5 separate regions of the Mus musculus genome follow, and all the other regions are linked to region 4. A link is a loop called in an ENCODE intact Hi-C map of the cell type or tissue named here. Cell type or tissue: heart. All regions are shown on one strand. Region 1 has its middle 18 kb from the start of Mrpl40. Region 2 overlaps Cdc45 (cell division cycle 45). Region 3 overlaps Cdc45 (cell division cycle 45). Region 4 holds the start of Gm41429 (a long non-coding RNA gene). Region 5 holds the start of Cldn5 (claudin 5).

Evidence for each region. Hi-C counts contacts between places; a loop is a spot of excess contacts. Peaks named below come from ENCODE experiments on the same cell type or tissue, not always from the same donor. Only the 100,000 strongest peaks of a DNase experiment are listed, where the experiment ranks them.
Region 1: a loop joins it to region 4, with 4 times the contacts of the local background. A loop is called at or near these places in 25 of 42 quality-filtered maps.
Region 2: it touches region 4 in a loop (3-fold over the local background); 38 of 42 quality-filtered maps call a loop at or near these places.
Region 3: a loop joins it to region 4, with 7 times the contacts of the local background. A loop is called at or near these places in 34 of 42 quality-filtered maps.
Region 5: it touches region 4 in a loop (3.0-fold over the local background); 13 of 42 quality-filtered maps call a loop at or near these places.

The regions. Positions count from the first base shown.
Region 1 is chr16:18,855,675-18,860,674 of GRCm38, forward strand. No RefSeq gene overlaps it. Among named protein-coding and RNA genes, the nearest start is that of Mrpl40, 18 kb to the right of the region's middle. In heart, a CTCF peak has its summit at 3,114 (motif pointing left); a DNase peak (open chromatin) is centred at 4,717.
Region 2 is chr16:18,780,333-18,785,332 of GRCm38, forward strand. It overlaps Cdc45 (cell division cycle 45), which reads right to left. Exons shown (of 19, transcript NM_001358206.1): 16 at 4,741-4,859; 17 at 4,474-4,550; 18 at 1,564-1,630; 19 at 115-241. The coding sequence ends at 1,566. Among named protein-coding and RNA genes, the nearest start is that of Cldn5, 6.0 kb to the left of the region's middle. In heart, no CTCF peak of the experiment used is centred here; no DNase peak of the experiment used is centred here; H3K27me3 peaks cover 437 bases.
Region 3 is chr16:18,796,783-18,801,782 of GRCm38, forward strand. Cdc45 (cell division cycle 45) reads right to left here. Exons shown (of 19, transcript NM_001358206.1): 8 at 1,894-1,955; 9 at 567-617. Gm52240 (a long non-coding RNA gene) reads left to right here. Exons shown (of 3, transcript XR_003951899.1): 2 at 137-210; 3 at 512-846. Among named protein-coding and RNA genes, the nearest start is that of Gm52240, 3.3 kb to the left of the region's middle. In heart, a CTCF peak has its summit at 2,247; a DNase peak (open chromatin) is centred at 2,270.
Region 4 is chr16:18,693,786-18,698,785 of GRCm38, forward strand. It overlaps Gm41429 (a long non-coding RNA gene), which reads left to right and starts at 2,939. Exons shown (of 3, transcript XR_875944.2): 1 at 2,939-3,285. In heart, no CTCF peak of the experiment used is centred here; a DNase peak (open chromatin) is centred at 2,826; H3K4me3 peaks cover 544 bases.
Region 5 is chr16:18,773,674-18,778,673 of GRCm38, forward strand. Cldn5 (claudin 5) reads left to right here and starts at 3,174. Exons shown (of 1, transcript NM_013805.4): 1 at 3,174-4,589. The coding sequence starts at 3,323. The coding sequence ends at 3,979. In heart, no CTCF peak of the experiment used is centred here; DNase peaks (open chromatin) are centred at 2,318 and 3,068; H3K4me3 peaks cover 2,047 bases; H3K27ac peaks cover 1,732 bases; H3K27me3 peaks cover 3,845 bases.

The sequences.
Region 1 (5,000 bases), 160 kb after region 4:
TGTATAGCCCTGGCTGTCCTGGAACTCACTCTGTAGTCCAGGCTGGCCTCGAACTCAGAAATCTGCCTGCCTCTGCCTCCCTAGTGCTGGGATTAAAGGCATATGCCACCACGGCTGGCTTTGAACAGTTACAGTTTTAAAGTGTTTCTCAGCCATTTATTTATTTATTTATTTATTTATCTATTTATTTATTTATTTATTTAATGTGAGTACACTGTTCCTATCTTCAGACACACCAGAAGAGGGCATCAGATCCCATTACAGATGGTTGTGAGCCACCATGTGGTTGCTGGGAATTGAGCTCAGAATCTCTGGAAGAGCAGTCAGTGTTCTTAACCATTGAACTGTCTCTTCAGCCCACTGTGCCCCATTTTTAAATTGGGTTATTTGTTTTCTTGATGTTCAGGGTTTTTTTTTTTTTTAATATTGAATTTCATGTGTATTGCTCTTTTGCTTTGGTGTCTGTGTGAGGGTGTCAGATCTTGGACTTACAGAGAATTGTGAGCTGCCATGTGGGTGCTGAGAATTGAACCCCAGTCCTCTGGAAGAACAGCCAGTGCTTTTATCCACTCCAGCCTTGATGTTAAATTTTTTGTTTTTTGATTTTTTTTTTTAGTTCTTTTGTTTGTTTTGTTGTTCAATACAGGGTTTCTCTGTATAGTCCTGGCTGTCCTACAACTTGCTCTGTAGAGCAGGCTGACCTTGAACTCAGAGATCAGGAGCCTTTGCCTCCAGAGTGCTGGGATTAAAGGCACTGTCAACACTGCCTGGCTATTTTTTGAGATCTTTATGCATTTTATGTATTATTGACCCTCTATAGGATAAGCAATTGGTAAAGACCTTCTCCAATTCTGTAACTTGCCACTTTGTTCAAGTGATGGTGTCCTTTGCCATACAGAAGCATCCCAGTTTCACAAGGTCCCATTGAGAGGCCAAACCTATTCCATCCTGGGACTGGCCTCCATCTTAAAGAAAAGAAAAATAAAAAATAAAAAGAGCCTGAGAACTTGACCTACAGCAGAACCCAAGCTGCATCGAAGTACCAGGAAGGACCCCACAGCTTGTCCCTGGCCAGAGTTACTCCCTAGCTACTTCCTAGCAACAGTTTTTTTTTCCATTTTTTATTAGGTATTTAGCTCATTTACATTTCCAATGCTATACCAAAAGTCCCCCATACCCACCCACCCCCCACCTAGCAACAGTTAATCAAAGATTAGTCTGATTGTTTCAGATGGCTTGTGACTCTATACACTCTTGCTTCAGAGCACCCACCTGTTGGCTTACAGTCATTCTATGAGATGCTTGACAGACTGGACACCACCTCCCTCACCCTCTCACTGTAATATCCAAAATGAATTGAAGACCACCCAGTACCTTCCCCCTTCGAAAAGGACTTTCCAAACTGCACAAGCAGGCCAAGTGCAGAGCCAGATAAGAAAGCTGGCTGACTAAACAAATGTAAAAACATAGTTTTCGCGGTCAAAATGATTAAGCTTGCAACTACCAAAACAATAGCTGTTCTCTGAGAAATAACCATAACAAGATTAGCAATTCTCCTGCCCCCCCCCCACACTGAATTCTCACAAAGACCATAAACCACCCTGACCTTGTTGCAAGAATTCCCCTGATGTTAATAGCTGATCCATAAGTTCAAAATGTACTATTACTTTGCTGACCAAATCATAATAACCCACCATGGGGGCAAGCAAAGTGAGTCATTAGGCCAAAGGGTTACTTAGTCATCCTATACAAACCAACCAACGCCTGAAAGGGTTACTTGCTACACCAATGAGAACCCTGTTGCTCAAATATGCCCCTTACAAAGGTATAAAAAATGTGTTCTTTCTTTGTTCTGGGTCTCTCCTCTGGCCTGTGTGCTGGGAGGGGAGTCCCCAACATGTTGGATCAATAAAAATCCTCATGTGTTTTGCAGCGATGGCGGCTGTCTCTGAGGTCGTTCTGAGTAAGGGTCTTCTGACGAACTCCAACATCACTTGCTCCTATTTTCCTATAAAAACTTGTCTTGTTGAGGGTTCAAGGTGGCTCCACCTTCCCTTCCTGCCCTCTTGTGTCGGGGTTGGGTTGGAAGAGAGCCCAAGCCTGAGCTTGTAATAAAGAGACTCTAATGCTATTATGTCAGAGATGGCTCCTTGGTGGTCTTTTGGATTCATAAACACTTCCTGGCACATCACCATTTATTAATTGTTGATCTTAGTGCCTGTTTAGAAAGTCTTTTCCTGTGTCAATAAGTTCAAGATTATTTCCCCACTTCTCTTCTATCAGGTTTAGTATATCTGCTCTTATGTTAAGGTCCTTGACCCAATTAAAAGTTCAGTTTTGTGCAGGGTGATAAATATGGATCTATTTACATTCTTCTATGCAATTTCTCCTGACTCAAAATGCTCCTGACTCAGCCTTCCAAGGTTAGTGTTAACAGCTGGGTAGTGGTGGCATATGCCTTTAATCCCAACACTTGGGAGACAGAGGCAGGCTGATCTCTGAGTTCAAGGTCGTCTTGGTCTACAGAGTGAATTCCAAACTGGATCCAGCCATCCATTTTGACTAGCACAATTTGTTGAAATACACAGTGTGTATTTTTAGCTTTTTTTGTAAAAAATCAGGTGTCCATAGATATGTGGGTTTATGTCTAGATATTCAATTTGATTCTATTGATCTGCATGTCTGTTTTTATGCCAATACCAAGCTGTTTTTATTACTATACCTCTGTAGAAGAACTTGAAATCTGGATTGGCGATACCCCCAGAAATTCTTTTATTATTCAGTGGCACAAAAGCTTGTGATCTGGGTGGTGCCTAATTTGTCTGAATGTTAGAAACTTTCTGTGAGATCTACAGATCATGACAAACTTGTGTATTATAAATGACTTATGTTGCCATAGTGATTTTTCCAGGTCTGAGTAAATATTTGTGCAGTACTGAGGATTGTTGTTGTTCTGTGTGTGTGTGTGTGAGAGAGTACCATCTTCTGGTTGTTTCTTGTTACTATGGGCTGTATCCCTTTTTTCCAGGTCTGAGTGACCACATTAGTCTTCTGTGAGCACCACCTTCTGGTTGGTTCTTGTTACTACAGGCTATATTTTTTTCTGGTTTTGGTTTTTGTTGCTGGTTGCCTCTGTTCACAGATTGAGTGGCACTACATCCATCTGCTGTGAGTGCCACCTTCTGGTTGGTTTTTGTTACTACTGGCTGTATTTTTTTCCCCCTGGTTTTGGTTGATTTTTGTTTCTGGTTGTACCTTTTTCTGTTCATTGATTCTAAACGGTGTCATATCCTTCTGGGTACAAGGCCTTGAATTTGTTTCTGTGGCAGGTTGCAGTTAGGATAGATGTATCTGAGAGCCATGGCTTATGGTGGGGCCAGGAGACATCCTGAGTCTTGGTCTGGGATAGGTGTGGGCTCAGAGGAGCTGAGAGACTCCCACCAATCAGGTTAATTTTTTGTGGGTGTGCATCACTTTCTGGTTATTTCCCATTTCTGCCTGGTAGAGAGAAAAGGTTGGACTTGTGTTTTGGGTGGCATAGAGAGGTCTTTTTCATGAGTGACACTTTCTGGCTGTTTCTTCTTTCTGCTTGAAAGACAGGAAAGGTTTTATTTGTGTTTTTGTATGTTGTGTTTGTGTCTCTTGTTACATGACTTTGATGAGGTGACTTTGACAAGATGAGCTTGATAAAATGATTTTGACAGGTGACTTTGATGAGATGACTTTGACAAAGTGGCTTTGACGGACATATTAACATGAGACAGGCTATGTCTACCACATTCTACAGGTTCCCTTCACCACAGAATAGGCCAGGAAGCGGGTTCCTGGCCCCACAGAAGACCCCCCCCCAAATGCTTGCTTTCCACTATCTAGCTCAGACTGGTATTTTAACTCTGTTGAAGGTAAGAAGAGGCTCTTAGTCTACTGTCAGGCTTTGCTGGCAGGTCTCAAGGTGGCCACAAGACAGCCCACAAATTTGGCCAGAGTGTATGATATTAGACAGGAATAAAACTTTTTTAGAGAGGGTCATGGGGACATTTTGACAGTACACCCCCATGGACCCTAAACCACCAGAAGCAAAGGCAGCCATCACTCTAGCTTTATTAATCAGGAAGCACCAGATATTTAAGAAAAAGCTCCAGAAGATTGAGAGGTTAGGAAAAAAGAAAAAGTCTGAGAGATCTAATGATAGTGGCAGAGAGAGTATTTAATAGAAGAGAGACTGCAAAGGAGAAGCAGAGGAGAGGACAAAAGGAACAGACTCTAGACCTAGCAAAGATCTGTTAGCAGCCAAAGCCAAACCAGAAGACTGTAAGAGATGCCTAAAACAGAGAAGTAGATAAGAGGGGCCATAAGATCAAAAGTGCCCCCTCTCCAAGGCCAGGGTAACCCTAAAAGTAAAAGGGAAACCTACCAGCCTTTTTGTTGATAATTAATAAAGTTCAACATTATGTCTTGCTAAACCTGAGGATAAAGTCTCTTCATCAGTTTAAAATAACTTCCTAGTGGCAACAGAAATAAAACAAAAACACAAGACCTCTTAGAGGTCTTGGACTATTTGAGGCTCCACTAAGAAGGCTTTACTCTGCCAACTACAGCTGACATTGCTTGGCCCTGAGGATGCATACTCAGACTCCAGACCTTGGCATCAGCCAATGGCCAATGTGTCACTAATTGGCAGAAGCTGACCTGTTTACACATCAGTGCAGCAATGACCTCCTGGTTAAAAATGATGCCAGAATGACTCAGCCCCAGCCTCTCTTCTTGAATGCCCCCAGGATTAGCTGCTCTGCTGCCTGACTCTGAGCTCAATTGATGGGCCTCTGCATGATTGTTCAGATGGATGCAGAGGTAACACGGTTTTCCAATGACAACAGCCTCATTCAGGATGGACAGAGGTATGCTGGGGCAGCAGTGGTCTCAGACTCCAAGATCATATGGGCAGAGCCTGGGAGGAATGCCAGCCTAGAAAGCTGAACTGGCAGCTCTGATCAAGGTGT
Region 2 (5,000 bases), 87 kb after region 4:
TGAACAGAGAAGCCTCTATGCCTCCTATGTAGCAGAGGACACAGGAACAAGGTTTCCCTGGATCCCAAGAAGGCTCAGAGTACTTCTAAGGTCCAATAAGATCACAGACCCAGAGGGGATAAAACATCAAACATTTTATTAAAAACCATATAGTCTCACATTTCAAATGTTATCTTACAACTGAATAGTGGCCAGGAAATATAAATAAGGAAAAGGAGGTCACTTCTGGAGAAGTTGAATTCTGGAAGGAAAAAAAAAAAAAGGTTTCCTACAATTCATCCTTTCTCTCCATTTCATCAAACTAGAGTGGGCGGTCCCATGGCGTGATGGGCTGCTGCTTCTGAGCAGCTTCAACAGTGAGGGTGAGGGTGAGTTTGGAGTAAAGGTCACCCCATATCTATTGAGGTACTCACTGTCCTTCCACACTCCCTACTGAGTCTGACTGTCTATCTGCATGAAAAGTACCCAGACCCTTTCACCTGGTAGACCCTGGCTGGCCACTTGTCCTGCCCGGGCAGCTTCATGGTTTGTATACAAGGGCCCCTTCCTTCCCCTGCCAGGCAGTCTCTTGCTTCCCCCATCATGTAACAACATCTTCTCCTTCCCCTCCCAGTTACACCCCTGCTCGGTAGCCAGACACACATAGCAGTGCTATTGGCAGTGCAGGAGAGATCTGCCTCCAGTCAGCCCTGGCCCCGTATTGCTCCCCACAAGCTCAGTACACACTTGACACTCGTGGGCTCCTTTTTTTTGGAGTTAGACTAATTTAAAGTTAAACTTACCTGGCCCAAGTCACTGCTGACTACCTGCAAGTCTGACCAAGGATTTCCAGGTCCAGTCTAGACACTTTCCTTAATATGGCCCCTAGTGCTCATGCTATCTTGACGGAATGAAGTTCCTGAGCCACATGAGGCCATTCTGTTCCCCTATAGGTTGGGTTTAACATGGATTGAGCAGCCTCAGCCTGAAAGCTCCTTATATCAGAGGCTTGGAAAGTCTGCTCGGCCAAACGGAGGCTGAGATGGTCACACAAGCATAGGAGAAAACTACTTCCACTTTCCAATGTGGGAAAGTAGGATTGTGTGGGAGAATAGTGAGGGCTTCATTAGGGAGGTGTTGAGCCACAGTGGGCTGAGAGCCCATGCGGAACCAACAGCTTGCTTTCTTATTAAAGCCTGAGTGCAGAAAAGCCCAGAGTGCCACTTCTGTGGGCCCCAGCCTGGGGCTTGTGACTGTGGCTGTAAGAGACTGAGTGACCTCTGGGGCTGGTACTAGATAACCTGTATGTCACACATGATGCTCAGCCGATGGTGTGGGCATGAGAGAGAAAATCTGAGGTCATTTTGGGGAGGGTGGTGGTGGTGTCAAAGGTGCTTAATGAAATTAATTAATTAATTAAGCTTTCTCAAAAGTGCTCCATTGTGGCCTTGCTGGCATTCTTAGGTCAGACATTCCTGGGAAAAATCTCAAGACCGTGTTCTGATGGGAAACACAAGTAAACGCCTCTGTTGAGAGATACAAGAGCAGGAGTTGGGCCCTCGGACCCGGCCCGCCCATGCTTACCCTCAGGACAGCAGTGACACAAGAGCGTCCAGGAACTTGCTCCGGTCCTCAGCCTTCAGCTCAATTACTGAAGTAATGAAAGGAAAACATCCCATGAGCAGGGAGGAGTGAGAAACAAGGCATGGTACGTGGCCTCCCCCTCCTCCCTCAGGCTGACAACTCTCCTGGCATTCCACACTGCGGGCTCCTGGCAGGCCTGGAAGGTTCTGCAGTGTTGGGTTTCATCTCTTTCCCACTGTACTCTTGTTTTAGATCTGTCGGCTCCACTGTGGAGAGTCCAGAGCCTTATCCTGCGAGGACTCCAGAGCATGCAGGGGTAAACGATGGCTGGCAGCATAGGGAACACCAAGCAGGTGACAACCCTGATACAGACCTGGACAGGGACCGGCATTAATGCCTGTCCCCATAGTGGTGCAGGCCACATCAGCCCTGCTCTGTGGTGTACTTCAGTGTCTTCTGGAGAGGACCCAACACAAAATACTTGTGTTTTGAAGGGCAGACAGGTTTAGGCAGGTATGATAAAGCAAAGTCAGACGCTGAAGAGGGCTTGCTTGCTATGAGTGGGGTGCTCTGTGCTGCTGGCTAGCTCCCTAGAGTACAAAGCCTTGCCCACCAGGCTGATACTGACCATACTTCCACACTTGCTACCTCCAGTTCTCAACCCTCAGAGGAATCCAGGGAGCTTCTAGCCTACACCCTCCCTGTGCAACAAAGGTGTGTTGTGGCCAACCCACTCACATCACAGGCAGGAATCAGGAGCTGCTGTTCATGGTGGACCAACCCCACAATGCCATAGCTACAGCTGCCTGGCCCAAAGAAGCCTGCCTGAGACACTGCAGGCAACTTGAACACAGACAAATCAGTGTTGGGGTATCAGAGCATGGTAATGTAAGAAATTCCCTTTCTGAGAGATGCAGATAAAACACCGAGGTAGCTGGGCATAGTGGTGTCAGCACTCAGGAGGCAGAGGCAACCAGATCTTTGTAAGTTTGAAGACAGCCTCGTTTGTTCTAGAGTAAGTTCTAGGATACACAAAGCTACATTACAGACCTTGTCTCAAAATAAAACAAACAAAACCAACCTATCCACAACCAACCACCACAACAACAAAACAAAAACAAACAAAACTAAAAAGAAACAGAGAGGGGCTGGAGAGATGGCTCAGAGTTTAAGAGCACTGACTGCTCTTCCAAAGGTCCTGAGTTCAAATCCCAGCAACCACATGGTGGCTTCCAACCACCTGTAGTGAGATCTGATGCCCTCTTCTGGCGCATCTGAAGACAACTACTATGTATTTATATATAATAACCCCCCCCTTCAGGCGAAAAAAAATAAGGAGAAGGAGAAGGAGGAGGAGGAGGAGGAGGAGGAGGAGGAGGAGGAGGAGGAGAAGGAGAAGGAGAAGGAGAAGGAGAAGGAGAAGGAGAAGAAGAAGAAGAAGAAGAAGCAGAAGCAGAAGAAACAGAGAGCTGTGTTCCCCAAGTTCCTTTGTTGAAACCCCAACTCCAGTATCTGACACCTTGAGTCAGGAGTTTCAAACAGGTCAAAATAAGGTGCTGAGGGTGTGTCCTACCCACAATATTAGGGGCCTTGTAAGAAGAGATCAGGGCAGAGACATACATAGAGGAGTTTCAGAAAGAAGAAACTATGTAGCTAAGGACAGAGGCTGCCAGTCATACTGACACCTTGACTTCCAGTGCCAGACACGGCACTGAGAGGAATTAGCCCGTGGAAGTCACCAGGCTATTGCACTCTGCAGCCTAGGGAGCCACTGACAGCAGTGCATTGTCAAGTCAAGCCTGTTTTACTGTAAAATGTGTCAGCGAGGGGCTGGAGAGTTGGCCCAGCAGTTAAAAGCACTTGTTACTCTTGTAGAGGATGGTCCAGGCTCAATTCCCAGCACTTAAACAGTGGCTCACAACCATCTATAATCCCATTTCCAGGAGTTCCAACAGGCATGCTCATGGTGTACAGACATACATGCAGGCACAACATTCATACACATAAAGTAAAATAAATGAAGCAAAAAAAAAAAAAAAAAGAGATGTGAGCAAGAACAAGACGGGCCAGGTGTTGTGGTGCAGCCCTCTAACCCGAGCACTTGGCAGGCAGAGGCAGTTTCCACCTTGGTGCACTCTAGCCAGCCTCATCTACACAGTGAGATCCCATCTCAAAAATAAGACAAGGACAGCCAGAGCTATAGAGAGACTTCACAAAATAAAAACAAACAAACAAAAACAATAACAGCCTTCCCCCAAACCCTCCAACAAAAACCAAGACATTAAAGCCAGCCAAGTAAACCAACAAAAAAAGACAGACCAGTTTGGTAGCCCCAAGCTTATAATCTCTGCACTTGAGAAGCATAGGCAGGAAAATGATAAGAACAAGGCTAGCTTGGGCTATATAGCCTGTGTCTCAAAAAAAAAAAAAAAAAAAAAAAAAAGAAGGTAAATCTGCTCAAGCATGAACCAAGTTGTGTGCTGCTCTCTCTGGTGGTCACCGGACTACGCCTTTCCACTCTCTGACTCACCCAACAGTTGCAAAAACTGTCTTGCAGGGTAGAGTGCTGGAGCCCCAGGTAAGGTCCTTCATGGTGCCAGCTTTGCCAGCCACAGGCTGTGTTGTTTCCTTTTGTACATGATGGAGACTGGCTTGGCCTCTGGAGTTACCACAGTCAGCCCCTCAGGGTGGGAACTGACTTTAGAGCAGGGTAGTGAGGCTGCATGTAGGCCTGTGCCTTCCCAGCAAGAGTTGTGAGAATTATAAAGGCAGCTTTGCCGAGGGCTGTTTTGGAAGGGCAAGGTGGATTGCTGGCTGGATACCTCCATCACCAGCTTGCCTCCCTCCAGGGCCAATGCTGGCCTGGAAGGTGTGAAGGCAGAAATGTGGTCACTGGGCAGAGACACTCACCTGAGAGGTCAAAGTAATTGTGTAGAGTCCGAGAGCTGGTGCTTTCTGCTGCCTTCTCAAAAGCCCGACCAAAAAAGCTAAAGGCACAGAACAGATACACTGTGAGACAGACCACAGACAACAGACAACTGACCCTTCCCAACCTGGCCCCAGTGACACAGACAGTGAAGGGCAAAAGCCACTTAGGCTCTGCAGAGTTGGTGGCCAATGTGCTGACACACCAGGGCCTTCAGCCTTGTTGTCCCAGGACACGTAGAAGCTGCTCACTTCTTTCTATCCGAGCTATCAGTCTCTGGGGGGATGCCCACCACGGTCACTGTGCCCTGTTCCACGCTCAGCGGGGCAGCCATCACCAGGGGCAGCAGCTTGCATCGTCGATTCTTTGTCTATGGAGACAGGAGCACTCTTGGTCACAGCACAGTCATTCTCAGCTTGCAGGGTGGAGCACACTGCTCAGCACCTAGAAACTCTGATAGCATTAGGCCACCCCTAAAGCCTGCAGGGATGCAGTCACTAGAGGGTATGCT
Region 3 (5,000 bases), 100 kb after region 4:
CTGTGGGCTCAGGCCTGGCCTTTTCACTCTCTTACAAGTCCTACTTGATAACCACAAGACGTTGGACCGTGTCCCAGTCCCAAGCGAGACAATGAGAGACTCTGTTTGCCTGTTCAAAGCTCTGCCTCCTTCCCAGTTCACAGAGTCCACAGAAGGGGAGCCTGCCACACTCACAGAGGATCCGAGACTCTGCGCCTTGCCAACCCTCTTGTAAGTCTCTTGTTTTGTGAACAAACTCACCCCCCTGACAGGAGCCCTAGGCCTTCTTCTCTTCCCTTCCTTCCTTCCCTACCTGCATCCATCTCTCCCCTAACCTCCAGTGTGCACAGGCTACATCTTAGTACCTGTCTCTAGGCCACAGCTGCTGCTGGCTCCACCCAGGGGACTTCTCAGGCTGTAAGGAGGCCAAGCTAGGCCATAAGCAAAGGTCCTAAGGCCAAGAGCCCAGGTAAGAAGAGCCACCCTCCTCCTTCTCACTGATACTGCTTCCCATGTCCTTGTGCTGACTCAGGGGCTGCCACATGCACAGAGCACAGAGCTACCCTCAAACGGAGGCCATCACTTACTGAGTGATCTTGTCATGCACCCACTGGTCTGTCAGTCCAACAATGGCCCACCTGGAAGGAAAGCAGATGATGCGGTAAAGCTACAAGGTGCCTGGACTCGGTAAGTTATGTGTCCTGGAGCCAAGTGACTTGATGGACAGTCCAGGAGTGTCCTGTTAGCATGGCCCCAAAACTCACTGTGCCCTGCCACCAATTTGTGAATAATTATCTTGGGCTTCTTTTCTACTGTAATTTTGAAATGTTGACATTTGCGCCTTCCATCTTTAAAAAAATGGGGAAATCTTAGGGAAAGTTTTCCCTGAGATACTGGAAGAAACACAAGGTCAGTCTTCCAGCTCTAGGTCAAAGCTTGGGTGGACATAAACTATACTTAGGTCAGAGAGAAGCCACCAGTGTAAACAAGTGACCTAAAGGACTCATCACAAGTTAGACAAGAAAGCACAAGGGAATCCATCCAGTAAAGAAAGCATCCTATTAAAGGTACACTGCACACACCCAGGACCAGGCCTCCGTGATTCCTGTTAAGACCGGTCGCTATTGGATCTAGGAGGAAACCAATTTAGCTTGAATACCAAAGCAACTAATTATTTAGCACTAACCAACCTGGCTGGGAGCAGTTGTTTCCGCAAGTGGCCAGTTAGGAATAAGTACAGGCATAGCATAGGAATAAGAGCTGAGTGGGGCCAAAAGATGGGCATCTTTACACCTGGACAATGGCAGGGCAAAGTCCTAACCTGTCCGGATTCTCTGCAGCCCAATGTAATGGTGATCAGACCTGAAGGACCTTGGTGTACTGCTTGCAGAGAAAACGAGGACCACAAGGGGCCAAGGAGGCAGAGCCAAGCCAGAATTACATGGTTCTCATTTATAAAGACCAGATCCTCTTTCAAAATCAATCAAGTTGACAGTGACTGGGAGGCTCACTGGTCTGTGTGCTCAAGGCCCTGGTTACAGTCTGACAGGGAAATTGCAGAAAGGGACAATTCTGAGTTGGATTGTACCAGTGCCAGGGCTGCAAGAATGCCGACCAAGGTCGATCTCACTCAAACCTCCACTTACTGTACCTGCTGGGCATGAGGCTAAGTAAGCATCAAGAGTGCAGAGACAGGAGCTGACCTGGAGCCCCACTGTCCTCAATGACCGTCCCCCAGCCTCATACTTAACCCTTGGAAAACGAGGCTTATAAGTCATCCCAGAGAGGGGCTGCACCTAACATTCCTCATGGAAACACTGGACTGTCCATGTGACAGTGACTTTAGCTGGTGGCAGGACTCCCAAGATGCTTTAGCAGGATTTCCATGTTTGTGTGTGTATGTGCGCTACATACCACAGCATGTCATTCAGGTCCTTGGACATCATCCACGCCAGGTCAAACATCACCATGGCCGACTGCAAGGAAAACAAAAAAGCCTGAAGCCAAAAGCAACTAAGTTACAGAAGGGGCCACACAGTGGGGACAGTGGGACGGCTCCAAGCCAAGGAGCCCAGTGAAGTCCTGCAGATCAGGGTATTCAAGCTATTCAGCATGTGAGAAAAAAAGTCCCCATCAGAGTGAGGGAAAGATGACAGAGTAATTCCGCTGACCCCAAACATCAGTCTCTGCTATCTAATGTCATCTGCATCTTTGTGTTTAATCATGTAGCACATGAAGGATGGAAACAAAGTGCCACCCAGTGGGAAGCCCAGGCATAGCACTGTGCAAGGAAGGCTGCACATCTCAGGCGATGCTCAAAGCTATCATGAAAACAGGTCAGGAGGCCCTGTGGCCTGACTGTCCACCCTACATCCATATTCTTCCTGCATGGAGGCAGCCTCAGACCCAGATGAGGAAGGGCTCTGGTTCTGGTCACATGGATAGAGTGGGAGGTCTGAGTTTGGTGAGAGACTGTGAAGACAGTGGGTGTCTGACCAGCAGACTTAGCATGAGATGCGGATTTCCTCCAGGGAGAAAATTTTCAAGGGATCTGGAGAAGTCAGGTGTCATTTCTGAGAGAGTATTAGTTCCCTCTCTATCCACTGCAAGGGCTGAGCAGAGAACCAAAGGATGGTAAACCTTCAACTATAAACGAGACATAGGAAATATACTACCAAGAGTCCAAGATCTAAGGGCCAAAGCTGAAGACTAACTACAGTGTTTTTACTGAAACAAATTTGATTTGTACTGAGCTACATCACTTTTGCATTATCATAAACAATCAGACAAAAATCCTACATCAAATTAATGTGTTAAGAACCATATATCTAAGCCAAGCATGGTGGTGCACACCTTTAATCCCAGCACTCGGGAGGCGGAGGCAGAGGCAGGCAGATTTCTGAGTTCGAGGCTAGCCTGGTCTACAAAGTGAGTTCCAAGACAGCCAGGGCTACACAGAGAAGAAACACCATCTCAAAAAACCAACCCCCTCCCCCAAAAAAAGAACCATATATCTTCTACAGCTACTGAAGGCCCTAAATCCTGGCCAGTGTTAACAGAGCCAGGTGCTACTGTAATCCCATAGTTTAATCTTCTTGCACAGAGATTAATACATATTTATTTATTTGTTACTTAGAGAGTGTCACATTATGTAGCCCTGGATGGCCTTGAACTCGCTAGGTAGACCAGTCAGGCCTTAAACTCAGAGATCTTCCTGCTTTTGCCTCCCAAATGCTGGAATTAAAGGTGTGTGCCACTGTATTGGCTAGTTTTATGTCAAGTTGACACAAGCTGAAATCATCAGAGAGGAGGGAACCTCAAATAAGAAAATGCTTCCATAAGTTTAGGTTGTAAGCAAGCCTATAGGGCATTTTCTTAATTAGTGATTGATGGGGAAGGCCCCGCCCATAGTGGGTGGTGCCATCTCTGGTCTAGCAGTCCTGGGCTTTACAAGAAAGCAGGTTGAACAAACCAGGAGGAGGAAGCCAGTAAGCAGCATTCCTCCACATCCTCTGCATCAGCCCCAGCCTACAGGGTCCTGCCCTGGTTTGAGCTTTTACCCTGACTTCACTCAGAGAGGGATCATTACCTGGAAGTGGAAGCTGAAAATAAACCCTCTCCTCCCAACGATGCTTTCTTTGGTCATAGTGTTTCATCACAGCATTAGTAATCCAACCAAAACAGCCACCACACCCAGCCTAATCAGTCTTTTTAAAGATTTGCTTTATTTTATGTGTGAGCGCTTTGCCTGAATGTGTCTGTGCACCATGTATGTGCCTGGTACCTACAGGTCAGAGGAAGGGGCAGATACTCTGGACCTGAATCCATGGACGGCTATGAGCTAGGATGTAGGTGCTGGGAAACAAATCTGCCTTCTCTGAGCTGCTCTTAACGACATTTTGATGATGAACAAAAGGGTAGCTGCTACACAGCCTGAGGGGCTACCCTGACAACTGCCTCTGAAAGGAGCACCTGTGCCCTTGACCTAGGATGGGTTTACCTAACACTGCAGAAACAAGACAAAACAAGCAGCATTCAATACATCTAATTCACCCAACATTCTAGCTTAGCTGCACTGTGGAGCATGTTTGGTTTCTCTGGATCTCCTGGCTGACTAGATACTTTAGACCACTATGGTTGTGAAGCAGACAGTAGTCCAGAGAAGCTCAAATGTGAAGCACCTAGAAGCACTCTTGTCTCTCTCTCTCCGAGACAGGATGTCTCTGTTTAGCTCGGGCTATCAGGGAAGTCACTCTATAGGACAGGCTGGCCTCACGCTCAAGAGATCCTCCACCTCTGCCTTCCAGGTCCTGGGGCTAAAGTTGTGTGCCACCATGCCTGGCTTACTTTATGAATGAAATAAAGGTTAGCGTGATTCTAGAATTAAAAATAATTAGCAAGTGCTGGAGGTGGGTGGCTCAGTGGTAAGTACTTTCCTGGTATATTCGAGTTCTAGGTTTGATCCTCAGTGCTACAAAAACTGAAAGGCAAAAGGCAAGAATTTGGGTTTTGTTTTTGTTTTTAAATAAGGGGGGGAATGATTTATTTTAGATTACAATTTCAGTCACCACCAAGGCATGGGAAAGAACAGCTCATGTCAAGATGGCCAGGAAGCAGAAAGAATCCCATTACCATCTAAAATTTATCTTGGCGGGTACAACGGTGTGTAAATATATTCCCAGCTATTTAGGAGGAGGCAGGAGGATCACTTGAAGCCAGAGGCTCAGGGCTAGGCAGGGCTGTATAAAAAGTCCTCTTCTCAGAAAATCGCTTTCTACTGGGCAGGTATCACTTTTGTAATACCAAAGAAAGAAAGAAAGAAAAAAAAAGCCACGAGGCAAACCAGAGCACACTGCGAAGCATCTGTCACTCAGTTTCCAGAGGAGTAGGGGGACAGCGCAGAGGTTGCACTGCCCACCCAAAGGCACCTCTGACGAGCAACAGGATTTTCTGGCTGTGAAACCTTTGTTCTCTCTTATTGTAGGACACTGATCCCTGGAGTGAAAACTTTACAGTGTGTC
Region 4 (5,000 bases):
ATCTCTAAGATGAATTTTAAATTATTATAATTATTCTCTAAGTGCTTTCAACTCATTTGGAATTGTTAAAAACATTTTATTCTTAAGTTAAAGAACTAAACATGCCTTTAATTCCAGCACTTGGAGGTAGAGGCAGGTGGATCTCTATGAGTTCCGGTCAGCCAGTCAAATCTTTGCCTCAAGCAAAACAAAGCAAGCAAGCAAGCAAGCAAACAAACAAACCCAAAACAGCATAGGGCGTGGCACTGGGGCAGTGGAAGCTGGAGGATCAGGAGTTCAAGGCCATCCTCAGATACTTAGTACAGTGGAGCTGGGATACAAGAGACTGTCTTAAAAACAAAAACAAAGACAGATCTTCGTTAGTGTCAGAACACAGTCCCAAAATGGAGTCATGTGAGAATTCTGAGTGTTTGTGAGAACACTCCAAGAAAACAGGACAAGAACTCCTGTGACCTCAGTTTCTGTAAAATGCAGAATTGTTCTTGGAATGTACTTTTGTGCTCCTCCCCATGTAGCAGAAAGGAGTGAGTTTGCTCCAATGTTGCTATCCATATGCCTCTATAGAGTAACATGTTTTTACCACATGTGGCTTGTTCTTTCCGTTGTATACTTTACCCCATGACCCTTCTTTCTTTTTCTTTTTTTAAAGATTTTATTTATTTTATGTTTTATTTTTAAGATTTATTTATTTATTATCTGTAAGTACGCTGTAGCTGTCTTCAGACACTCCAGAAGAGGGAATCAGATCTTGTTATGGGTGGTTGTGAGCCACTATGTGGTTGCTGGTATTTGAACTCAGGACCTTCGGAAGACCAGTCGGCACTCCTAACCACTGAGCCATCTCTCCAGCCCTTATTTATTTTATGTATACATTGTAGCCATCTCCAGATACACCAGAAGAGGGCATTGGATCCCATTACAGATGGTTGTGAGTCACCATGTGATTGCTGGGAATTGAACTCAGTGCTTTTAACCTCTGAGCCATCTCTCCAGTCCAGGTGAATTTTCTTAATCCTTAATGTATAACATGCTCCCTCTGACACAGGCAGCCCCCTTCTCTCTTTAAGGGATCCACAAACACTGTGCCACCTTGTCGGATTCTAAATGTCATTTGTTGGCTTTTGGGTTCATTTCCCCACCTCCGGCTTCTAGGTGCTTCTGAAAAACACAAAAGAAATATAAATCCAAACCCCAAACAGTACCACTCCCACCCGGCACTCTCTGCAGGGCATGTTCCTTATCTGGGAAGCCTTCCCAACAAGACTGAAGCCTTCAGCTTTGAGATCATTTGGGGTCCTGAGCCTGCTGCCTTTGGCTTTGTTTTATTAGGCAGGGTACCTGGTAACCCAGTTGGCCCCAAACACACTATGCAGCTGAGAAGGACCTGAATTCCCACTCTTCCTGCCTCCACCCCACCCCCAAGCATGTATTGCATGTATGGCCAACCTCTGATGGCCTCACACGAGGCTGTTACACACGGGTATGATCGGCCTGGCCTTGGAGCCCGGTGGCTGCTGATGTCCCCATTGTTGTCCTTTCATGTTAACTTTGTCTCTTGAAGAACAGAGGCCATGTGTGACGTGGTGACAAAGGCCATCAGACCTTCAGCCAGGCCTTCCTTAGCTTCCTATTTGAGCCTCCTCTCTCTACCTCGGAAATTTTTGTGACCCTAGACATGTAGCTCTATAAAAGAGGTATACAATTCAGTTACTGATTATGAATAGTCAAGAAATTCACTTTAGCTGACTGTGTGTCCATGCCTTTATCCCAACACAGTCAGACTGGTCTACACATTGAGTTCCACTCCTGTGCCATTACCACATCAGGCTGAAAACATGTTTTGTTTTGTTTTGTTTTGTTTTTTAAATCATTTTCCCCCTCTTCCCTTTCTCCCTTATGCTCCGGAGCCCTGCTTGCTCTGGCCCATAGGCTTTTTTTTTCTTTTATTTGTTTCTCATTACAGATGGCTGTGAGCCACCATGTAGTTGCTAGGATTGAACTCATGACCTCTGGAAGAGCAGTCAGTACTCTTGACTGCCGAGCCATCTCACCAGCCGAGACTGAAAACATTTTAACACAATATGATCCAAAGACACATGAGTCGTGGTGGCAGGAAAATATTAAAATGTTTGTCCTCCTTAATGAAAGCATTATGTTTCTGTGAGTGCAAAAGCCTGTGTGTGTGTGCAGCCTCAAAACTGCGCCCATGCATTTGGGCGATGCTGTTGGTGGGCCATGGGAGGTGCAGAGCTGCGTGGCGTGCTCAGAACCAAGTCTGCAGAGAAGTCCCCCCAGGCTCACACGGATGAGCCCACCAGAAACACTTGGCAAACTACTCAGTTGAGTTATAACTAATTTTTGGTTGTGTGATACACTCTTTAACTGTTGCCAATTTTTTCTCGATGCCACATTTATTTGTGTGACCCCCATTTGGAGTTGCTACACACAGTGTAAGAAGCTGCGTTTTAAGCCCCACTCCCATCCTGTGCGTGGAGGGAGGGGCTCCTGGTTGTGCATACCTCTGGTTGGCTCTAAGCTTCCTGGTGACTGGCGGGGGTGGGGGGATATCTTCTCTGTCTTCTCCCCAGTCATATTAATTGCCTACTTTCAAGGCACTATTTGAATAGATTACCTCCTTAAAGACCCTATCACATCCGGTGGTACCAAAGTTTAGGACTTCCGTATGACTTTTGGAGGGGATACAGTTCAACTCTCGTTTGCAAATTATTTCCCAGGCTCCTCTCAGACCCAGCACTTGAGTGGATGCGCACAGCAGATTTTGGAGTGCCCGGCCACCCCTGCGGCTCCGCAGCTGTCCACGAGAGGGCGTCGCTTGCTCACCATAGGGCTAGAACCTGCTAGGCTGCACAGCCGGCACAGGCTCTGTGTTGCCTTTGCTCCAGTTCTACGCTATGGGGAAGCCACACCAGGTCTGGGGCAGAGGTTCTCACTGGTCCCTAGGGGAGAGAGCCATTCCACCCAGGCTCTTCACGGCGTACACTATATGCAGAGTAGTCAGATTCAGGATCATCGCTGCAGGAGACACAGAAAGATTCAAAGACGTTACTAATGTCAAGCAACTTCTTTTTGCTGTTCCTGCCCTGATCCCTGTGTCCTTCGTTACCCTCATCCCCTTTCTGACTGAGGCTTCCTGGGTGCCAGAGCATGTAGTGTGTGAAGCGCAGAGTGCTGCAGGCTCCCCCTCCTGAACCCCCCAGGGAGAGGAGGTGTTTCCGTGTCAACCCAGGATACCGGCTGGCTATGCTTTCTGTCCTGCAGTCCAAGGTGAGCTTTGGGCCTAGCTTTGCTGGAACAATTTAAAAATCTGGTCTCATACTGGGGCATCTTTCATCTGAGTGTCCAATGAGAGATGGCTTTGAGTGAGTGAGGGAACCAAAAGCAATTTCCCACTGTCCTGAGATTTCCTATGAAGGATAGGTGTATTGGATGCAAGGACTCGCTAGTTATTTATTGTGTAGTGTTAAGGGTGGGCTGCAAGATTGGCTCAGTAGGTAAAATGCTTGCTGCACAAGCATGCAAACCTGAGTTCCCATCCCCAGCAGCCGTGCGAAGAGCCTGGTAATGGCAGCACATCAATAACCTGAGCAGGCAGAGGCAGAATGCCCTCTGAGGCTCACTGGCCAGCAGCCAGTCAGTCTCTAGACCATTGGTCTCAAGAGTGTGCACTGTTCCCAACACCCATGTCATGTGGCTAACAACAACCTATAATTTCAGCTTCATGAGACTCAACGCCTTTGGTGTTTGAAGGCACCTGGCACTCATGTGCCCACCATGTTACCACCCCGAGGATACAAAAATTATATAGTCCCTTTAATGGGAGTAGTCACAATTCAAATCAGTAGTCAGTAGTCAAATTAGTAGTCAAAATGATAGAGACAGGCATGGAGTGGTGGTTCAGAGGGACTGGATAGGTGGAAAGTTTGGGGTGCAGGACAGATCAGTTTGGGGTGACAAGTTCTGGAAATGGAAGGCTGTGCCTGTTGCATGCAGCAAATGCTCACAGCTTTATTTAATTGTACACTTAAAATAGATAAAACAATGAATCTCATGCTATGTATATTTTACTTTAACTTTAAAACACAAAGGATCCTCCTCTTTTAGGCAGGACACATGGAAGGGGACCAGGTACCATCCTCTCAGCCTCTGCTAGTTTAGGGACACACGTGTGACATTATAGATGTCACGATGAAGATGTCAGTTCAGAGCCATTGGAAAATTCCACCAGGCACCCCTCCTCTTCTGAAGAAACGGGTCAGAGAGCACATAGGCCAGAAGGAAGAGGCTAATTAAGACTCTACTACCTTATTCCCTAAAGACCAATCAGTTTAAAGGGAGCACTATTCCACCAACCATATTGTGCCTAGTTGCTGGTGCTCTATTTCCGCCCCTGGAAACTGTATAAAAACTTGCAGCCAGGCGGTGGTGGCACACGCCTTTAATCCCAGCACTCGGGAGGCAGAGGCAGGCGAATTTCTGAGTTCGAGGCCAGCCTGGTCTACAGAGTGAGTTCCAGGACAGCCAGGGCTACACAGAGAAACCCTGTCTTGAAAAACCAAACCAAACCAAAACAAAACAAAAACTTGCTAAACGGGCCTCCCAGGATTGCTGCCTCTCCTTTGGGTGCAGGATGACGACCCCAGCATGCTGGAACAATAAATTCCTCTTGCTTTTGCATAGATCCCCAGCTCTGTGTTGTTCACTCAGAGGTCCCCAGTAAGCTAAAACTCATCAGGGTCTTACAATGGGGACACAACATCAGAGAACCAGCAGTTTGCCCTAGAAAGCATTCTAGACTTTCTTTCGCAGAGAAGTGGGCTTGGCCTGCCCCTTTCAGGCCGCCCTTGTGCTCAGTGTTTGTTCTGCAGCTACCTGCCCCCTTCTTGGTCCCCATTTCCTGGCTTCCTTCATCAAAGACTTACAGCTGCTCTCAGCACCATTCCTGGCTAGGTGAAGACCCAGTCACTAGTCCACTTTCTGCT
Region 5 (5,000 bases), 80 kb after region 4:
CAAAAAGAAGGGGGAGTCTAACTCCGGTGCCAACTGTCTTCCTACGGAGATCACCCTAGGTTCCCAGCCCCTCAGTCAGTGACATGAGGAGGGGGGTCTTAAGATGCTTCCTGTTGGGCCAGTGAGAGCCTGGGCTTTTTGTCTTCCACCAAGAAATGGCTCTGGGCAAGAAGAATGTTGTTGACCTGTAAATGTCTGCTGAACTTGGGGAAGACATCCTGGACCAGAAACTGAAAGATAGAAGTAAGGCTGGGGTTTTTGTTTTTGTTTTTGTTTCCTTCCCTCACTCCCTTTGAAATAAAGCCTGTTTGTTAAGAGCTCCTCAAATCCAAGCCCCAGGAACCTGGAGCCTAAATTTAGATTGCCATGGAAGGTCAACGGATCCCCTCAGGGCAGGGTCAGCCAGCAGCTGCTAGAGATAAACTTTGCTTTTCTGCAGACTCAGGCCTTTCTGTCACAGGATTAATAGGATCCTGTGCCATTTCCCCTGGGAAAGCAGAACAATAGCAGGGCAGGAGCAGGTGGCCTGCCTGGCAAGCCCCCTACCACCCCAGACTCCCTGGCCCTGGCCCTTTGCTGCACTCTGGCTATGCTGACCTCTTTCTGCTCCAAGGTCAGATCCTCTGTGAGCCGTGTCCCACCTCTAGGGTGATCTACTTAGTTTTAGTTTGTAGTGTTGGTGATGGAACTTGCTAAGCAGTGCTCTACCCCAGAGCTACATTGCCTAGCCCAAGTGCATCTGTACACCAGCATCTTATACTCAGATTTCCAACTGCTCCTTGGGATCTTCTTCCTGGACTCCTGCTGCGCTGCCACCTTTTCAGAGAACCCTCTGCTGGGTTTTGCCTTCCTATCTGGTACTTTGTTGGCAGTTTGTTTATTAAGTGGCCTGTGCTGTGTGCTCTGGGAGAGACAGTGTCCAATGCACACACACACACACACACACACACACACACACACACACACACACAAATCCCCAAGGAAGGATCTGGGGTGGTCACTTGGGCCACCTTTAGTTTTGAGGAGGATCGAGGAAGCATTGCCAGCCCTGGCTGTCCATTTCTGGAGTGGTTCTGGTCCCGCTGCATGCTGGAGAGTACGGTATCTAAGGTTCCACTGGCAATTATGAATTTACCAAAGGTATGTGAACTTGCTCGGACCATTCTGGGTGCAAGGCTGGGGACAGTACCGAAATGGTGGGTAGGAGGGCAGACAGAAGGAAGGGAGCATGTCCTGCTGTTTGTAGCCCCAAATAGTTGAAAGCAGCAAGCTGCTTCTTGTCTGGGACAAATGTGTGTCCCAGAAGATCCCCGTATTCCCGGGACACTAGTAGGAAAGCCAGCGGGCAAAAGCTATCCTGGCTTGGACCTTCTGGGGCCTGCGTGTAGAGAGATATTCTCAGATGTGTGCATCAGCATGTCCTGCAGAACAGCAAGACAAGACAGGAACAGCAGGAAGGCTCATTCCAAGGCCCAGGGAAGATGGATCTGGTTGAAGTATAAAGTGTGTAAATATTTTCCTGGTCACTTACAGCCAGCTTAGTCTAGGCTGCTCCCAGGATCCAGTTCTTTGCCAGTGGGCAATGAGAGCCATAGAGGATTACAGGCCAGGGCCTGCAGGAGTAGCCTTGTTGGGTCATCTGAAGAGGGTTCAGTAGTTGCTCCAGGAAGGTGCCTGGGAGCTTGAAGGGAGGGGGCTGGCAAAACAAAATTCTGCAGACTGGAGCAGGGGGAGCAGGATTTGAGTTTACATCTACTGAGCAGGGAGAAGGGTCTGCAGAAAAGCAGGGGTCTCTAGAAGATAGAAGGCAGCAGTTAATATATGATAGCTGGAAGAGGTACCAGGGAGGACAAGAAAGGGTGTGTATGTGAGGCTCTCCCGCCGTCTTCTAAGAACAGTTTGTTGTAGGGTGAAGTAGGCAATGACCTGGCCCCATAGACCTCTAGCTCAGAGCCATCTCCAGAAGGAAGCAGGGACCCATAAAAGGGAGAGATTTACCAAAATCTCCACATCTGTGGCTGGCCTCAACAATGTCATCCTTTCCCTATAGAGGCCCTGAGTTCTTTTGAGCAGAGGAAACAACAAAACAAAACCCCCAAACAGAACAACAACAGAAGACAACAAAGCCCAGCTGGAGTCCAGGGTTAGCTGGAAACAAAGGGAGCAGGGAGGAGTGTTCACTGGAAAGAGGCTGGCGCCCTAGTTTGGTTGTGGGCTGTGGGGCCTGGTGCCCCCACCTGAGCCTCAGGGACCCAGTGTGTCTAACCCAGTGGACCTTTCAAGAAATGGCTGGGCCATTGTGCAGAAGAATGCCCGGAAATCCCGCGGCTCCCTCCTCCACCGAGGATGGGGGCTCTTCCTCCTGGCCAGGAAACTCCAAGTTGGCTTCCGGAGGGTGGCCTGGGGGCTGGGGTGGCAAAGCACCACAACTATTTGTAGGATGGCAAGGCATAGCCTTTCTATGTCCCATCGTGTCTCTGCTGTCCCAGGATTCCAGTATGCTGTGTTAGGATCACAGCCTATCTGCTGGAGAAGACTGGACGTCGGAGAACCCTCAGGGGTTGCGCAGCATCCCAGAGGAGAGCACAGGCCCTTGCAGTGTTCACTTTGTGTCAGACCAGTGGTTCCAGGGAAGGAGTGAGAACTGTAGGCGGTGGTTGGGTAGGATCATGAATGAGGTTATAATTAAGGGCAAGCCCAACACAGGCTTGCCGAGCATCTCCGCTTGGTGTGCCAAGGGAAAAACGGCGGGCGTAGAGGTTTGTTTCACCTGTGCACGGGGGCTCAGAGAACCTCCAGGCCAAGCAGTCTGCAGAGAGGAGTTGGAATGATCCGGGATGTAGCAGGTGGAGCTGGTGAGTGTAGGTTAGGGGTCATGCTGCTAACAGTGGAGACAGGGGCGCACAGATCTCCTGTGTACCTGCCAAGATCAGCCCCTACTAGGACAGAAACTGGTAGGGTCTCAGACTGCGGTTCTGCAGGGTGCGGTTCGGGTGAGCAGGACTAGTCCTGCTCGCCCGTGGTTTCAGTAACTGTAGCTGTCAGGGGGTCCGCGATTGGCTGTGGGCCGAAGGTCTGCTCATGGATTGGTTGAGCTAACTCGGGGGGCTGCGCCCTGGGGGCAGAGTCCGCCCCCGAGACTTCAAATAGGACAACAGGTTACTTCAGAACCCAGTTGGTGTAGTTAAAACCTCCTCTTCTGCTCCAGGACTGGAGGCTCCAGAGCAGAGGCACCAGAATCAATTCCCAGCTCCCAGCCTAAGCAGCGCAGAGAGCACCCGGAGGCCCCAAGGGCCGTCGGGTGAGCATTCAGTCTTTAGCCATGGGGTCTGCAGCGTTGGAAATTCTGGGTCTGGTGCTGTGTCTGGTAGGATGGGTGGGCTTGATCCTGGCGTGTGGGCTGCCCATGTGGCAGGTGACTGCCTTCCTGGACCACAACATCGTGACGGCGCAGACGACTTGGAAGGGGCTGTGGATGTCGTGCGTGGTGCAGAGTACCGGGCACATGCAGTGCAAGGTGTATGAATCTGTGCTGGCGCTGAGTGCGGAGGTGCAGGCAGCTCGGGCACTCACCGTGGGCGCTGTGCTGCTGGCGCTGGTGGCACTCTTTGTTACCTTGACCGGCGCTCAGTGCACCACCTGCGTGGCCCCGGGCCCAGTTAAGGCACGGGTAGCACTCACGGGAGGAGCGCTTTACGCGGTGTGCGGGCTGCTGGCACTCGTGCCGCTCTGCTGGTTCGCCAACATCGTTGTCCGCGAGTTCTATGATCCGACGGTGCCGGTGTCACAGAAGTACGAGCTGGGCGCGGCGCTGTACATCGGCTGGGCGGCCTCCGCACTGCTCATGTGCGGTGGCGGCCTCGTGTGTTGCGGCGCCTGGGTCTGCACCGGGCGCCCTGAGTTCAGCTTCCCGGTCAAGTACTCTGCGCCGCGGCGGCCCACGGCCAATGGCGATTACGACAAGAAGAACTATGTCTAAGGGCGGGAGGCATGGCGGGGCTCTTCCCGCAGCTAAGCCCGCGATGGGAAAGACCGATGCGGGAAGCCGTGTGTGGATGACGACCACCGCTGGGTTGCGCAGCGCAAGTCATGCTGGGTTCGGGCCAGACTTGCCCGCTCTCAGAGTCCGTTGACCATCACTAGCCGGGCCCTGCTCAGAACAGACTACAGGCACTTTTAAGAACTTGACCGACCTTTTCTTCTATGCGCAGTTGGCCACGACGTGGGTGGAACGCTCAGATTTCATCGGTGAAGTAGGCACCAAACTGCCGCGAACAGTTCCTACTGAGATCCTGGGGGCACTAGATGCTGCCTTAATGTCCAGTGGCACCTGCTAACCTGAAAGGGCAGCTGGAGAAACCCCGGGGCTGCCAGAGGGACGTGTTAAAAAGGGCATTTTCTTTGTTAGTGGAGAAGAACCTACTGAACCAAAGGACTTAGCCTGGACCTGGTCTCACTCCAGCACTCCCCCAAGGTGGGGGCCCTGTAGGTACCAGAGCCTTAGAGGGGTTGCCTTCCTCCTGGAAGCTTGGGGCTTGGGGGGTGGGCCGGGCAAGAATTTGCTCAGTAAATGGTTTGAACACTTTCAACTGTGTCCTGTCCTCTGTCCAGAGACTCCTTGTGCCCAGCTCCCTATTCATCTACCCACCCCTCCTCAAAGACTCCCTGCAGGGATTTCTCCAGTTTTCAACTCAGCCAAGTGCTGGAGTTAGGCTGGGATACAGGAGGGGAGGCAGAGCCCAGGAGAGGATCCAGCTGGAGTCTCACTCGCATCATGGGAATGGCAACTTGGGTGATGGGAAATGCTGAGAGTGGATAGCTAGGTTGCTGGCTTCTCCCAGGAATACCTCCAACACTTTTACCCCCAGTGCTTGCTCAGCTCCAAGTATCAAGTGGCCACCGACAAGGGCACACGGCTAGACTAGGCACTTCCCTCATGTGTGGGAGCCACAGTGCATGGCTGATGTGATGTGTTCAGTCTTCAGCTGACTGCAGTACAT